Linked DNA regions of Homo sapiens: region 2 is linked to region 1. A link is a loop called in an ENCODE intact Hi-C map of the cell type or tissue named here. Cell type or tissue: stomach. All regions are shown on one strand. Links, peaks and the distances in the headings refer to the core of each region. The heading gives the core; the rest is flanking DNA. Region 1 overlaps LOC124901385 (a long non-coding RNA gene). Region 2 has its middle 200 kb from the start of LNCPOIR.

Region 1 (8,526 bases), core at 169-8,168:
GAACAATCACATCTCCCATGAACCTATCTTGGTGTGACTCTCAGAAAAAGGTACAAAAATGGAGGAACCATGAATCTAATCTAGTTTATCAATTTTAGTTACATGCGCTTGTAAAAATTGCAAGAAAAAAATTTCACTGTAGGGTGTTAGCATTTAGAATCATAATAATTTCTAACCTACTTATTTGTAATTTGACTTTCTCCTTTGGCTTACTTTTTATATAAGGAGAATTTGAAGAATCGCATTGCCCTGCTGCCAATTTTTATACCAATGTGGCAGAACATTTGTCTACAAAATTATCTCACCACATCTTGCTGTTTATTTCAATGAATGCCCTGATTTTGCAAATTTTGTAGACAATATTCTAAAGAAAGATATTTTGACATTAATAAAACTTTTCTTTGAGAAATTATAACACGGCTGAGCTATATTTTAAAAATCCCAAATGCTGTGTATATATGTATAGATTGTTTGTATAGAAATGGGACTAGGGGCCAATGGATTCACACTCAGAGCATTATGGTATGTTTACTGCAACAAATGTGTTCTCATTAAAGATGAGGACTTCTTGGAACTTCAGTGCCTACATCCAAAAAATGATTCTGGTTTCTAGGGGTGATTATTTGGTGGAGGACATATTCTGTGGCAGGTGGTCTTTTGTCAATATCCTTCATGATGGTCTACATGAAATTAAGGCTGGCCCTGCCTATAAACCAGTACTGAGAGAAATCTTTTTTTTTTTTTTTTGCTACCTAAGGAAACTAACACTTTTTATCCTGTATCCTCTCTAGTCACAATGAATAAACACATTAATTCATTGTGTACAAAGGACATGCAGCTCAATTATTTTCTAGGGGCATAAATTAAATGCTGAGCACAGTTTAGGCAGCAGGGCATCTTTCTTGAAAGAGTAGAGAAAAGCTGTGGATGCTTCTAATCCTGCCTGTTAGTATAGTGAACAAATCAAGTTTAATCCGTTTCAGTGTTGGGCTTTAAATTTTCATGTTTTCTTCCTGTTTTTCAGTGGAAGCTGGCATGCAGACCAGCCATAGTGCTTGTTTGTTTTTATCTGAACAAATGTCTCCATTCCCACCAAAGGGCTTGTGTATTTTTTACCCTTTCTTTTCCAAACGACCTGTCAAAACTCAGAAATGTCATGTTAATGTTTTATGGACAGACCATCCCAGCTGCTTCGGGAAACGGCAGCACCACTTCAATAATTTACATTGCATTTCTGCTTCACTTTTTCTTGTATCTGTAAATTTTCAGCAGTGAGAAACCAAACGGCAATAGGGTTTCTAGGCAGCGTATCTGTATCTAGAGCTTTGTCCACTGCTAATCCTGTTCCCTGCCCTCCTCCCTAAATGAAAGAGTCAAACAATTTCCATCTTCAAGTGCTAGTGGGAGCCATCAATCTATTCTCACACGGGAGCTGTGTTTCATGTTGTGGTTGAACTTTCACATTTGTTTTTACCTATTGTATTTATTGACTGTACTCCATAATTAGCAACCTATTTTATATTTACTTATTCACTAAGAATTCTGTTTATAAATGTCTTGGCTTCTTACCTCAATGAAAATATTCTGGCTAAGAATTGAATTCATACTTCTTTTGTGTCACTTTAATATAATCATATGAAATCTGGCACAGACTATAAAATCTGACAAGACTCTTAAGTTCTTGTCAAGTTTTAAAAATGTGATAATGAACAAAGTTTGCCTTTTGTTTAATATATGGTGTGGTGGGAAGAGAGGCTTGGCAGTCAGAAGGCCTAGAATTGAGGCTCAGTTTTCCCTTGGCCTTTTTTGGAATTATAGTCAAGGAATTCTTTTTTCTCATCTTGAGGCAGGATTTCTAGTACTTGTCTAGTACTTTATCTCACAGGGCCATTGTGAAGACAAAATGAGATATTGTATGTAGATGTTTCATCAATAGACAATCTTTAGCCTGATCCTCTTAGTCTGTAAATGACTTTAACACATTTTGTTTGAGTTTTAACACATTTTGCCTCTACATCAACGTTTTGAGGCTTTCGTGCTCTGAATCAGCAAAGGTCCAAGTGGCAGTGCCTACTCGAAGCAACACAACCTCTTGACTTCTGGAAGTGTTAAGCAAAGGTGTTCAGCCAGGAAAAGTGCAGATTGGTGCAATCCTATGTCAGAGAATGTGAAAGGGGTTTGTGTAACAGAAAATCATTTCTGGGCCGGGCGCAGTGGCTCACGCATATAATCCTAGCAGATTGAGAGGCCAAGGCGGGTGGATTGCCTGAGCTCAAGTGTTCGAGACCAACTTGGGCAACTTGGTGAAACCCCATCTCTACTAAGATACAAAAAATTAGCCAGGCGTGGCAGTGTGTGCATGTAGTCCCAGCTACTCTGAGATGAGATCATGCTACTGCACTCCAACCTGGGTGATAGAGCGAGACTCCGTCTCAAAAAAAAAAAAAAAAAAGATTATTTCTGTTGGTTCTCATCTAATAAAAAGGTGCCCTAAACAAAGGCCTGATCTTTTTCTAAACTCTCATTGTGAGAATGTAAAATATACATAATTTATCAAAGAACCTTAAGCTTACAGAGATTTTCATAAAAATGTTTTAAATAAAAGAGCATGTACTTTCTTTAGGGATCAATTTCTAGGACAAGTCCACTTTATGCATAATCTAGCACCTTGGAATTTATAAAACAATTATCCAGCACCCATCAAGAGGGGTATATTTTTCACCTTGAAAGTGGATATTTAGAATTTATGTGTAAATTATTTTTAGATATTGTACTAAGTCCCTGTAATGGAAATTGTTGAAGAATTTGAATGCAATATAATATATTGAGTCATGTTTAATTGACCTGAATCTAAATGGCTTGTATATAATAGAATCTCAGAGATTTCCCAAATTTATATCTCATATTCTATTGTTTCCCTTATCAGATGGGTTATTGCCTTGATATAAGAATGCTAAGTAGTGAGTTTTAACTTACATACATCTTGGGTTTATTGTCTGCCTTATATTATAGTTGTTTCTAGGCTTATCTCTCTTTTGATGCAAGGGACTCAATCATGTTTTCATAAGCCACATAATTACTTGAACATACTAGTTGCTCAAGAGATGCTAATAGAAGGAGTGAATAAGTAATTATATATTGTCTTGAGAGAACAATTTTTCCCAAATGATTTCATGAAGTTTTCATTTCAGCTATTGGCTATGACATAACTTAATGATCCAAAGTCTTTGGCCTGTTCAGTGTGACTTCATGGAGCAACTAATGTTATGTCTGTGGGCATCAGTTTATCACCTGTGGAAAGTGAAGATGCTGACATGAACAACTCCCAAATATCATAAGCTGATCTTTGTGCCTTCTTATCATGCAACTCAATCCAAGCTCTCTGATTCTATATGCTTTTACTCCCACCTGGAATCTCTCATGTGCATTAACAGACGCACACAATCATGTGAAATTAATGTGTCTAATTTCCCTAGAATTTCCTCTCTCTTTTGAAGCAGAAATTAGGTGGAAGCAAGTGTGTGTGTGTGTGTGTGTGTGTGTAAGTAGAAATGGAAAAAACATTTGTAAAAATAGACATTCTTTATCTGTATGTGGACTGATTTCTTCTTCTTTAACCAGAGAAAAGGAAATTTAGTTTATAGAACCAGAAATGGATGATTTGCAGAGCTCAGGAGAATTCTCCTACTGCTTGCAAATTAGGACGTTGGGAGAGGGAGACTCAAAGCATCTTAGAGAAGAGAATAGAAGGGAAGCTATACACAATTTGGGGGAGGATATTCTTAAATACCACAGTCTTTATTCCAAGAAAATGACTTTTATCAGCCTAACCTAAATAATGTTAGTAAGTAGAAGCAAGTGCCATGACTTGACTTAACATGTTTGTGTGGAAACTGTAATTATATATGAAGTTTAATATTTTTCACTGATGGTTATTCTTTACCCATATAGCCCATGGTGATGTTTTACAGCACCACCCTCCTTCCCACATTATGGTGGAGAGGGATGGATCCCTGGCAGGCAACACAAGGATGTTTACCCTACAGTGTGTGGGTGCCAAGCCTCTTGTGCTGCAGAGTTCCAACTGTTCACTATCAATTTTGATCTTGGCTTAAAGAAGGACCACCCTCTGTCTGCTACTTGCAGACAAAAATGAACCGCTTACCACTGCTGCACGTCATCAGCCAGCAGATGCTAACACTCTCTGTAACAGGATAACAGGAATGCATCATAAAAATAATTTAATGTACTAACTAGCTTTGGAAAATAGCTGATTATTTGATTTTCTATATTGTGATTTATTAAAGAAACAAGCAAACAAGACAATTCTCCTTTCCAGAGGGAAGTAAAATGGATACAGTTACCACATTGAGTATCTGTTATACTTAAAAAAATCAAACCTGAAAGAATATTAATGGTCATGATTACATACAGTTGGACATAAATCTTAGGTATTGAGGGCTTCTTGAATGCTAAAATATGTGGTATGACATCCCTCTTTTGGAGGAAGCTGGGCACTAAGAAATGTGCTATGTTTTTGGCAGGAAGTCACTGGCTCCATCACTGAGTGGTTCTTTGGTCCCAGCTGCAGGTTGATTGATGGCATCACATCGAAGAACACTCTGGGGGGAGCTGTTTATCCCCATCTTCCATCTGGAGCTGCTGGGATAGAGTTCACTGTGATGATGGCTACTGAATGAGCTGCACTGGCAGGACCTCTGTGACAAGGAAGGATTGCGGCTAGGGAGCCAGGCCCGAATCAAAGGATGTCAAGGAAATGAATGGAGCTAAGCAGGAAACAGCCAACTCTTCTCAAACATGATGGGGCAGCAATTCAAAAAGAAAGATGGTGCACAGCTTTTAAAACTACAAAATGGGAGAATATTATGTTCCTTTGTTCTTTCACTTACAGAGGTTACTTTATAGATATGTGTTTCAGATCAAATAAACATGCTGCTAACAACTGAAATATAATGACTCTGTTGACTGCTATGTACCGTTTAAAATATGTTTAATCACATTAGATTATAAGCCTCTTTTAGGGAAGGTATCCAATATTTATCTGGGCACATCAATAACCAGTACAAGAGAAGCATTCTTGATCCACAGGTCCTCTAGGAATCTGCAGTTACTATGTGTTTAGAAAATGGCAGAACAGAAAAGTCGCGCACACACGTGCAGACACACACACACACACACACACACACACACACACACACACACTCCCTTTTAATGGGGGACAGTATAGAAAAGTCCATAAACATAACACAGAAAAGCACCTGCAAAGAATGGACAAATGTAAGCATGCATCCCACCAACCACAGACATAGCTGGAATAAGTGCCAAGTACTGCAGGGGTAGGAGGCTTCATGAGAAGTGAGGGCATGTCTGGGATCACAGCCAGTGACAGAGTGTCTAGAAAACCTCTGTGGAAGAGAGTTGTAGGCAGATCTTGAAGGGAGACATGTAATTTTCTGGGATTTTTTGTTTGTTTGTTTGTTTTTTGTTTTTACTCTGCTGCTTATGGTGATGAATTACCACTTTGGCAGTGTAGTTTTGTGCAATGTTATTGTAAAGCTTTTATTATTTATAATAAAATCCATTTCAAAAACTACACTAATAGTTATACAGCATGAGATGCAAAATATCCCAGAGATAAAAATGGAAGAGTTCTCTAAGAAGGGTGACTATTCAGGCTAGTTTCTGAGTTGGGTTAGAACTGGGGCCATTCTGGCTGGTGGGTTAAAATTTGTGAGCATTATTTGTAATTTGACAGAAAGGATAACTGCAGTGATGAGATAAAAGGATCATTGAGGAAGGTGAAGTTAGCTGTTTTATTGCTTCAGGAGGTTTGACGGAGGGAAAAGTGAAATAGAGAGAACACACATGAGGCATCTGCACACCTTGTTTCTAACATAAGCAAGGAAAAGACCAACCTGAGAGAATATATTTATTAGTCAACATAATTCTGTCATGAACGTCTTGTTCATTTTGCTGTATGGAGTTCACAGATTGATTCTGTGACTCTCACTTTTCTGGTTATGGGTAGGTATTATTACTACACTACCCTGTTTTTACACACAGTTAATATAATGTTTTTATTTTTGGCAATAAAATCTATTTATTAAACTACGCTGACTAGATTAAAAAGGTGCTTTTTGGAATCAGAATTGCATTGTGTATTCTTTTGCTTTATAGACAATATTTATTTAAGGTCTGAGCTGACAGACACTGAGATTCTTATTAACTGAGGCAAACACCAAAGGCTTGGAATGATTAACACTTGGAATCAGGAGAAAGCACTAACTAGGCACCTAATTTGTGCCCACTGCTTTATATTTGCTTTTTCTTTAATGTCCCCACAACAATAGGGATTAAAATGATATAAGGATATAGGGACTAAAATAGATTAAACAACTTGCTCAAAGTTATGTAGTTAATGAAAGAATGAACAGGGATTTGAACTCAGCTCTAAGCGGGATCCCACTGTCTTAGTTCATTTAGCATTGCTATACAGAAATATCTGAGGCTGAGTAATTTATAAAGACAAGTGGTTTATGTGGCTCACAGTTCTGCAGGCTATACATGAAGCATGGTGCTGACATCTGTTCAGCTTCTGGTGAGGACCTCAGGCGGCTTCTGCTCATGGGGGAAAGCAAAGTGTGTGTGAAGATCACACGGCAAAAGAGGAAGCGAGAGAGAAGTGAGGTGCCAGGCTTTTTTTTCACCAACTAGCTCTTGCAGCAACTAATAGAGTGAAAGTCACTCTTGTGCCACACCCAGGGAGGACATTAATCTATTAATGAAGGATCTGCCTCCATGACCCAAACACCACCCACTAGGCCCCACCTCCAACATTAGGGATCCAATTTCAGCATGAGATTTTGAAGGGACACACACCCAAACAGTATCACCCATCCTTTTTTCATTACTCAGTTTTGCTTAGATTTTCATGGAGCTGATTATCTAGATGTCAAGTTGCTCAATTTTTTGACGTCCTATCAGCTTTGTGTTAGCAACCCATCCCAGGGAAAATAAAAAAAACGTGAAGCATAAAATTTATCAATCTTTTTACTTAGTATAGCTCTTATAAAAAGTTTTGCTGAAGAAGAAATTGAATCAAATGCCAAAAATTAGAAGCCTCATTAATAACTATGATTTTAATTTTTAAAATTCTCCCTCTGATGTAGAGCATTGGGACTCAAAAGCAGGTGTCATTGTGTAAAACCTGTGCATCAAAAGTCAACATATTAAGGGAATGGCATTTTAAAAATTCTGTCTTATGCTATTGTAAACTGTGATTGGCACAGTTTTATAAACCACATATATTAATTTATTAAATATTCTAAAGTATTTAGTTCACATTACAATGTTTTTTTAAAAAGAAATTTTCTTTATTAAATGAGCTGCTGTCCCAGTTAACAATTAACTTCTGGAAAATATTTTAAAATATCATTTTAAGTCGAGAAGACCACTGCCATTAATGGATAAGTTTAATTTGGGGTCTATGTAGTCTTTTGGGGGTCAGGTATTTTGGGCTGAATTTCACACCTCAAAATACATGTTCATGTTCTCAGCCTTGGCACCTGCTCATGCCTTTATTTGGAAATAGGGTTTTTACACATGTAATCAAATTAAGATGAGGCCACACTGGATTAGGGTGGGCCTTAATCTAATGACTGATGTTCTTATCAGGAAAGGGAAATTTGGACAAAGACACACTTAGAGGAGAATGCCATATGAAGATGATGACAGAAATTAGATGATGGGTCTCCAGGCCAAGGGATGTCAAGAATTGCCAGCAACCACCAGAAGCTATAAGAGAAGCATGGAACAGATTCTCCCTGAAAGCTTCAAGTAGAACCCAATCCTGTTGACATCATGATTTAAGACTTCTAGCCCTAGAAGTGTGAGAGAATACATTTCTGTTATTTCATGCCACCCAGCATGTGGTACTTTGTTCTGGCAGCCCTAGGAAACAAATACCAATACAAAAAATAATCAACCACAGAAAGTACATCTTTCTCTTCTAGTGGGAATTTCTTTTCTTCCAGGTTACACGTTTTCCCTGTGGATACTGATAGACTCCTAAAAGACAACAACTGAACAATATATGTATATTCCTTAAAAAAATTTTTTTGAAGGCAAACATTTTCAAGTATAAAGTCACATCAAATTTCATGGTTCTGAGTCTAACTGGAATACATTTTTATTTAGTAATGGCAAAGAAAGATTTCTGGTTCAAGATCAAAGGATTTGAACAATTCCTATAGATTCTTGGGCTTCCAATGACATCTTCACAATAATATGCAGCAGATGTGCTGCTGTTATGAACCAATGTGTCATCATCCTATCTCCGAGAAAAAAAAAAAACAAAAAAAACACAGGACTGTGTTTGGGAAAGGGGGGATGGGCAAGGACTAGCAAGGAGACACACTCATTTTGAAAAGTTTCTGGGTGCCTGCACTAAACTAGCTTCACTCTCATTTTGTCACTAATAACTGGGAGAAAAACCCTTTCACTTTA
Region 2 (8,526 bases), core at 118-8,117, 1.2 Mb after region 1:
TTTAAAATGGAAAAATCCAATCAAAATCACCATGTCTATCTGATATACCAAAATGAGATCAAGATTTAACTGCACATTTACTAATAATTTTATTAGTTGAGTCAAATTTGGACTTATCCGCTATTAATTTGAAACAAAATATTAGATTGATAATGCTTGCCAGTTCTGTTGTTTTCACTTGCAGCTGCAGTTCACCATGATGCAGTGTTAAGAACAAAGAACACAAACAGTAAACATGCCACATTAAAAGAGATTTGTGATCTACTCACTACATTGTAGAGCTTATTCTGAGACATGTGATGGAATTGTTTGCATGTATCTGTTCTGAACTTCATGTCTTAAGACTGTACACCAGACTCCCCCAAGCTACTAGGTAAAAATACAGAAAAAACTTTGGGGAAGAAATTTGTGCCCTGAGAAACAGAGATTAAGGTAGCCAACTGAAAAGGAGAAAAAAAATGATGTGAGTTTGAAAGTTAGGTGGATGGATATAGAAACCTTATGAAAGAGTGTGATATGCCTAAGCAGGGACGTATCAGCTGAAGTAAACAGTGTTCTAGAGTGTAACAGGGAAAGTCATTTCAAATGTCTTAAGATCTAACTTCTATGAAACTTGCTTCACAGAAGGAATTTGTGGGAAGTTGGAGGAATTACCCAAACTCAAGAGTGCTTGTAAATGAAGTCAAGAATCTGCTCTTAACTAAAGTAGTATACAAAGTGAAAACTGGAACATCATATAAACAATAGGAAGAAATGTCTATGGCTGACTATGTGAGAGTATGAACCACAAATGAGCCGTGATAAAAGGAACTGCTGGTACCTTGCACTTCCAACATTTACATTAAAAAGTTGCACTGGAGGCTGGGCACAGTGGCTCACACCTGTAATCCCAGCACTTTGGGAGGCTGAAGTGGGTGGATTACCTGAGGTCAAGAGATCAAGACCATCCTGGCCAACATGGTGAAACCCCGTCACTACTAAAAATACAAAAATTAGCTGGGCATGATGGCATGTGCCTATAGTCCCAGCTACTCGGGAGGCTGAGGCAGAAGAATTGCTTGAACCCAGGAGGTGGAGATTGCAGTGAGCCGAGATGGCGCCACTGCACTCCAGCCTGTCAACAGAGCGAGACTCCGTCAAAAAAAAAAAAAAAAAAAGTTGCACAAGTCATGAGTGCACATGTAGCCCTGAACCTAAAATTAGAAGTAAAATATTTAAATAAATAAAAAGAAAAATTATCTTTTCTAGTTCTAATGAACAGTGATGCTATGATTCTAAGTGCTTGCCAATAAAGTAGAAGACCTGGAAAAAAAAAAAAAAGTTGCACAGGACTCAAAGCCATTATAGCTCTTCAAATCTTTACTGTTCTTCAAGAAGTATGAAACCAAAAAACATTAATCTAAGGTACATGTATTTAATTTATTTTCTAACTAGCAAAATGATGAGTATTAGAATGTTGGCTTTGAGTATCTGTATAGTCCACATTTTCATCATTGATCAATGAACAATACTGATAAAATTCTTATTTCCCAGAGAAAATACACAACCAATATCCTTGATTGGAAAGAATAAATCTAAATAAAGTCACTGTGGTCTACCATAATTTTCAACCCTCTTGGATACAGTTTTCTCATTAAAAACAAAACATCCCAAAACATGCAACAAAAGTTTAACATTTAAGAAATAATTTTGCTTAGCTGTGAAATAATCACAGTTCTAGCTTTCCCCTTTTCTTGATGTCTCCTCCTTTTCAACTTCTGTAGCCAGCTTCTTACTTATTCTAAATATTTAATAGTCAAGTTTCTCAACATTGGGTAATAGGCCCTCTTCTCACTCTACATTCTATCCTTGATTAGTCTTGTCATTGTCAACTCTCTTGCCTTTAATGACCATTTCATGGCCAATAACTCCCATGTATGCAGTCCAATTACATTGCCTATTTCTTGCATATGCATGTATATAAGAGCAGAGGCCATAATATATGAGTAACTTGGCATCTTGGATGTCAATGTGGATGACTTACAACTATTACAAACTTTTCAACATTCACATATTTAGAAACATGAATTGTTAATCTTTTTCTGCAAAACTTGCTTTTTCCCAGTCTTTGTTTTAACCAAAAAGGGCATGTCTTAGCCTTGTCATTTCCCTCTCCATCATTCTATAGATTCATCAACAAGTCCTCTTGACTCTACTTCGTGTGTGTGTGTGTGTGTGTGTGTGTGTGTGTGTGTGTGTGTGTTATTTTCTTCTCTAGTGTCACCACCACAATTTCATCCACCATTATCTCTTACCAGGATGGCCACAAAGGCCTTCTAATAAGTTTACCTGTATCCCTTCTATTTCCACTCTAATTTTTTTCACACATATGCCAATATAACCTTCTCAAAACATAATGTAGATCATGTCACTTTCCAGTACAAAACTCTTCCAAGCCCCATTACATTCTGATTAATATCTAAAATTTTAAATGTGTATCTTATAAGGCTCCTATAGAATTGTAAGTTGCCTTAGTTCTCCTGCTTTCACCTACCCTGACCTGCATCCCTTTGATCACTCAACTCCAGACTCAATAGGAATCTCTCAGTTCCTCAAATATGTCAAGATCTCCTGTCTGTACAGTTCCCAAAGATACAGTTCTAACTGGACTATTCTTTCTTCTTCCCAGTTTCCCTTCTCATGATTCACTTAGATAATTCTTAGTATCCACCACATTAAAACTTCCTCTGAGAAGACTTCCCTAAATACTTAACCAAAGTTATAATTCCATCATACTTTCCCATTGCAAACAGTGCTTTCTCATAACACTTTATGTTATGTAATCCTATATTAGAATAATTATGTGTTGAATGCTCTCCTTTCTTCTTAGACATGGGATAATGTGGTCATATTTGTTTTGTTTAGAATTGTTTACCCAGATGTAATCAATAAATAGATCATGTTAAATAAAATATGGGTTTTATTCTGTTTGATATCAATGTAAAATATTCATAATGACACTGACACAAGTTGTTTCCTTCAAAAGGTTTTCTTTTCAAGTTATATAGCTTAACATGACTTGTGAATTTGTAAACAGTTGCTAAACTTCTTTATGAATAATCTTTCTTACATCACAAAGGATTTCTCAAATAATTTCCGTCATGGGATTTAAAAGTACTTGCTCACAGCTTGCTTAGAAGACACTCTATTTGTTTCCTTTAGTAAGTTAGTTTCCCTTAATTCAGATGTAAAATATTTGAAGACTGTGTCTTAAAAAATGTATGAATTAACCCTCCCACATGTAAAATATATTGCATATACTGCCTGTCAAGCAGGCAGACCCTCTCAACTTCCAGATTTTTTCTATCCATAATTACATGAACCTGATATGTATTACGTCATTAAATTTGTAAGGTCATTTGCATTTTACAAAGTGCTGTCAGCACGTAGGTCATAACGGCTGTAGAAGATAGGATACTTCACTGGGAAAAACACATTACAAAGAAAACATAACTGTGGTAGTGTCACAGCAACTCACTCCAGAAACTAAAGTGAAGCAATGTTATTTTAATAAGATACTAGAGAGTTAGCAGTTCATGTGACTTTGAGTCATCTTGTTTTTCTTTTATTCTTACCAATTGTGCTATCATTTTGTTCTTAAAAGCCGGATTTTCTATTAAAATTCTGAAACTGTACATCACTTCCTTTGTCCAGTAACTTGCTCCCCCTGGTGGTGGTCTTGCCAAGCTCAAACAGTCATCAGATATAGATATTTAATTTTATGATTCGGATTTTTCTTTTTCTTAATTTGAAGACTGACATCTCGATACCATATTTCTAGGGGGATATAAATTGTCATGAGTTGTCACTGAACTTATGGTTAAAAAGTACTGTCCATTGATTTGGAGAGATCATCCCAGTGATATCTCTATTTCAAAAAATTCATTATTATATTTTCTAAATCAAACCATTTTATATGCTAATATAAGGGTTACTATTAAGAAGCACAGTGACAGATAATAATTGAGTGTTCTGCTTTTTGTAAAGTAAAAGCAAGTTTCTTGGGAAAGTAAAGGAATAAAAGAATGGCTACTCCATAGTCAGAGCAGCCAATAATTAAATGTTTATCATAAAAGTCTGAGAAAATGGACTAATATTCAAGAATGTGGCTGTGGGGAGGCCAAAATGTCCTGTTTGGGAAAAATCTTGCATCTTGACAGCAACATTGTTTCCCATTTTACTGACTATTACTATAACTTAAGGAGTTCCTTTTGAAATCACTGAGTGCTTCTGGCATAAAAGAGATACAGGTTGAAAAAGAATTAGATTAAGGGAAATAGCACTTACTTGAACCTAGTCATCTGAAGTAAGGTGGAATATTAAAAATAAATGGCCACATCTCTGAAGATCATTAAAAATAAATGATCTTTTCTAATTTGACATCAAGTAAATACTTCATATATTTAATGCTGGCAGTATACAAGCTTAATTCTAAGTCAAATGCTAAAATCATATATTTGTGTCAGAACATCATACTGGCATCCAACTTAAGAAGACTTTAGTGAAATGCTCTCAGAGCAAAGGGGAGGGAAGCTGTCTTCAGCTGAATGTATATATGCTCCCAATGCGTACTTGAAATGTTTTACTTGGGACTCTTCATACTGAAGAAGGCATTCAGAAGGAAATCTACAATATATTTTCCTCAGATGTCCTATCATGAGGACTTTGCATTTTTTAAGCCTTTCTATCTGTCAGAGCCCAGTGAAAAGATGGATTCACTCCAGTAAGTTTTAAAAAAGTGACTGGCTTTTAAGACTAATGAATAAAAAGAGAAAATGGAAAGAGAACTGGGAACAAGGGAGAGAGTTGAACATTTACATCAGAAATAAAAAGACTTTCAGAATGTTTTTGGCTTAAAAATATTGTTTACATAATAAATGCTTAATAAGATTTGGAATGGTTTGGAATCTAAGGAGTTAGGAGATTTTAGGGACATTTCACTCAACCATTCAGCACAGATTTATAATAATGCTACTGGATTTATCCCATCGACATTAACTATTTATGGTCTAGCAGGTACCGTAACTATGCCCAAACAGTAACTAGTAATTGCAGTGCATTAAAAACACTCTGGAGAAATCATCTATGACATTCTCTTGTAAGATCAGGGCATCTGTGAAGGTCTTCTTTACTGATTTTGAGATATTGGAGATTCAGGAAGGGAGTTAAACCTTTTCCACTTATGGGACCCCTAATCTTAACAGAGAGCCAGCAAGTCCCTGCAAAGCACTCTGTTCCATTTGCCATGAGACTTCGTTGCACATAATTCTCTTCAGCCAATTAAAACTTAACATTTTGGACCCTTCTGTAATTAAAATGTAAATGAAGCAATAAATTTTGTCTCTAACAACAGTTTATACAGGTTAATTAAGACAAAAACTTACCTAGACTCAGTTTTTCAGTCAAGTATGGTTTTCAAAGAGCCTACTTATGTGGTAGAATATGAATTCTGGACCTGAGTTCTACATAATAGAAAGATCCATTATCTACTTGTCAAAGCAAGGAAAGAAAGTCCCAGAGAGTAAAAAACAAAATACGATTATTAAATGTACTTTTTAAAGTGATGATAAGGAGGAAGAGATTCACTAGTTTCTTTTTGAAATTAATTTTTTATTGTTCAATTTTGCTTCTAACTTAGAAATTGCTAGCTTTAAAAGCAAATAGCCTTCAAATGGTATGGATAATAATGAAAATTGCTACAATGAATGCATTTATGGAAACCATAAGTTTTGTGCATTTACTTTATTTTTATCTATCTACCTGAGTAATTAAAGGGGAACTTCTAGACACATTGGAGACATTGGGGCCACATAACCTCCCTCCCTAAGAGGAGAGGTGAACAAAGCACAGAAAAGCAAACACTTTAGAAATGACCTTGCATTATTCTTGATGCTACTGCAGGAAGATGCAATTCTAAGGGTGATGATGGAAGGGAATAAAATACAACATTTATTTTTCGCACTGAAAAGGCAAATAATGATTTCTTAGTGGTTTTTGCAAGGGAGAATTTTCTAGTTGTTGCCACTTAATCATAGCTGAACTCCTTGCACAATGTCACATTTAATTTTTAGCCATTAGAAAGATGGATACTGTGTAGATGTTAAAAGCAGCAAAGATAAAGAAACAATTACATGATATTTATGACATGAGAAATAAAATATTTCTAGATATCACAGATCACATATAATAATTATTTTAAGAACTGAAACATAACACCAAATTGAAAATTTGGGGCATGGGATATAATTAACATTGGGGTTAGAAAAGGTCATCATAGCTACCTTGAAAGTAAAACTATTGCCACAATATAAATTAGGTCATTAGAAATTGAGAGTAGGAGTTGAACCAGCATCCATAACATGATATAGCACCCTGGAACATCTCATTAAATACTTCAAATTGATGAAGTGTTTTAACATCCTTATGTTTTTATTTACTGATTTAAATTCAGTCCTACAAAGAAGAAAAAGAGACAGACTACAGGCTAAGGCCTAAAACAGAGCTAAGAGGTAAAAAGCATTTTTCGTGGATGTTTCAGAATATATTTGTTTCTCATGCAAGTTGCTTCAGTAGACTTTTAGGGCACAGCTTTTCTCAAGAGAAAACTAAGACAATAGATTTTTTCCCTCATCTAGACATTTACCGCTTCATCCTCATTCGAAGAAAACCAAACCAAAATTAAAAAAAAAAGTATTTAATTTCCTGTAACTTTATTCTACAATTTGAATTAGATATTTTAAATCCCAACCTAATGAAATGTGTATGCTTTTCACTTAGAAATTAACAAATGAATTTCCCAAAGATGTTGCTTTCTTAACATTTTTATTATACACTCTGCATGTTAGTCATTTTCTTGGTTTTTTTGTTATCTGTTTTGCATACACACACACACACACACACACACACACACATTTCTTCATGTTTTACTTTCTGAAAAAAGATTCTCCTGAGCCTTATAAACATTTTTAAGCATCCCAAGAGTCTTTACTCTCAAGTATGTGGTTATTGGTTTTCTGTTTTTGTAAAGCTCCTTAAAACCTTGCTTTGAATCTTTTTCCTCATAATTTTAGTCATGAGGTTCCAGAAGGCATTTGCTACAGAACTTCCAGATACGGCCAAATGTCTTACTCTAGGCCTTCTAGCATGGTGAACTGATAGAAGGGCAATGACTCTGAGTATCTAGGAAATTCAGCCCTTTATCCATTCAGAGACACAACAAGAACTCACAAGCCAAATTCAGAGCACTCTTAAACTGCAGCAGAGACAGTAATTGTGCCCCTGGGGCTACCACACACCCTTTCATTCCCCAGCTGTTGGTCAAACCCTTTAAAGAAGACCATGGTTTTAGGTCTAATATTTAAGTCTTTAATCCATCTTGAATTAATTTTTGTATAAGGTGTAAGGAGGGGATCCAGTTTCAGCTTTCTACATATGGCTAGCCAGTTTTCACAGAACCATTTATTAAATAGGAATCCTTTCCCCATTGCTTGTTTTTGTCAGGTTTCTCAAAGATCAGATGGTTGTAGATGTGTGGTATTATTTCTGAGGGCTCTGTTCTGTTCTATTGCTCTATATCTCTGTTTTGGTACCAGTACCATGCTGTTTTGGTTACTGTAGCCTTGTAGTATAGTTTGAAGTCAGGTAGCATGATGCCTCCAGCTTTGTTCTTTTGGCTTAGGATTGACTTGGCAATGCGGGCTCTTTTTTGGTTCCATATGAACTTTAAAGTAGTTTTTTCCAATTCTGTGAAGAAAGTCATTGGTAGCTTGATAGGGATGGCCTTGAATCTATAAATTACCTTGGGCAGTATGGCCATTTTCACGATATTGATTCTTCCTATCCATGAGCATGGAATGTTCTTCCATTTGTTTGTGTCCTCTTTTATTTTGTTGAGCAGTGGTTTGTAGTTCTCCTTGAAGAAGTCCTTCACATCCCTTGTAAGTTGGATTCCTAGGTATTTTATTCTCTTTGAAGCAATTGTGAATGGGAGTTCACTCTTGATTTGCCTCTCTGTTTGTCTGTAATTGGTGTATAAGAATGCTTGTGATTTTTGCACATTGATTTTGTATCCTGAGACTTTGCTGAAGTTGTTTATCAGCTTAAGGAGATTTTGGGCTGAGACGATGGGGTTTTCTAAATATGCAATCATGTCATCTGCTAGTTCAACCATCGTGGAAGTCAGTGTGGCGATTCCTTAAGGATCTAGAACTAGAAATACCATTTGACCCAGCCATCCCATTACTGGGTATATACCCAAAGGATTATAAGTCATGCTGCTATAAAGACACATGCACACGTATGTTTATTGTGGCACTATTCACAATAGTAAAGACTTGGAACCAACACAAATGTCCATCAGTGATAGACTGGATTAAGAAAATGTGGCACATATACACCATGGAATACTATGCAGCCATAAAAAATGATGAGTTCATGTCCTTTGTAGGGACATGGATGAAGCTGGAAACCATCATTCTCAGCAAACTA

Evidence for each region. A loop is a pair of places that touch in the nucleus more often than their neighbours do. Peaks named below come from ENCODE experiments on the same cell type or tissue, not always from the same donor. Only the 100,000 strongest peaks of a DNase experiment are listed, where the experiment ranks them.
Region 2: a loop joins it to region 1, with 4 times the contacts of the local background. A loop is called at or near these places in 65 of 110 quality-filtered maps.

Annotation. Positions count from the first base shown.
Region 1 is chr6:115,898,238-115,906,763 of GRCh38, reverse strand. LOC124901385 (a long non-coding RNA gene) reads left to right here. Exons shown (of 2, transcript XR_007059720.1): 2 at 4,545-4,969. Among named protein-coding and RNA genes, the nearest start is that of FRK, 160 kb to the left of the region's middle. In stomach, for the core only: no CTCF peak of the experiment used is centred there; a DNase peak (open chromatin) is centred at 4,113; H3K27ac peaks cover 1,123 bases.
Region 2 is chr6:114,743,286-114,751,811 of GRCh38, reverse strand. No RefSeq gene overlaps it. Among named protein-coding and RNA genes, the nearest start is that of LNCPOIR, 200 kb to the right of the region's middle. In stomach, for the core only: a CTCF peak has its summit at 3,729 (motif pointing left); a DNase peak (open chromatin) is centred at 3,701.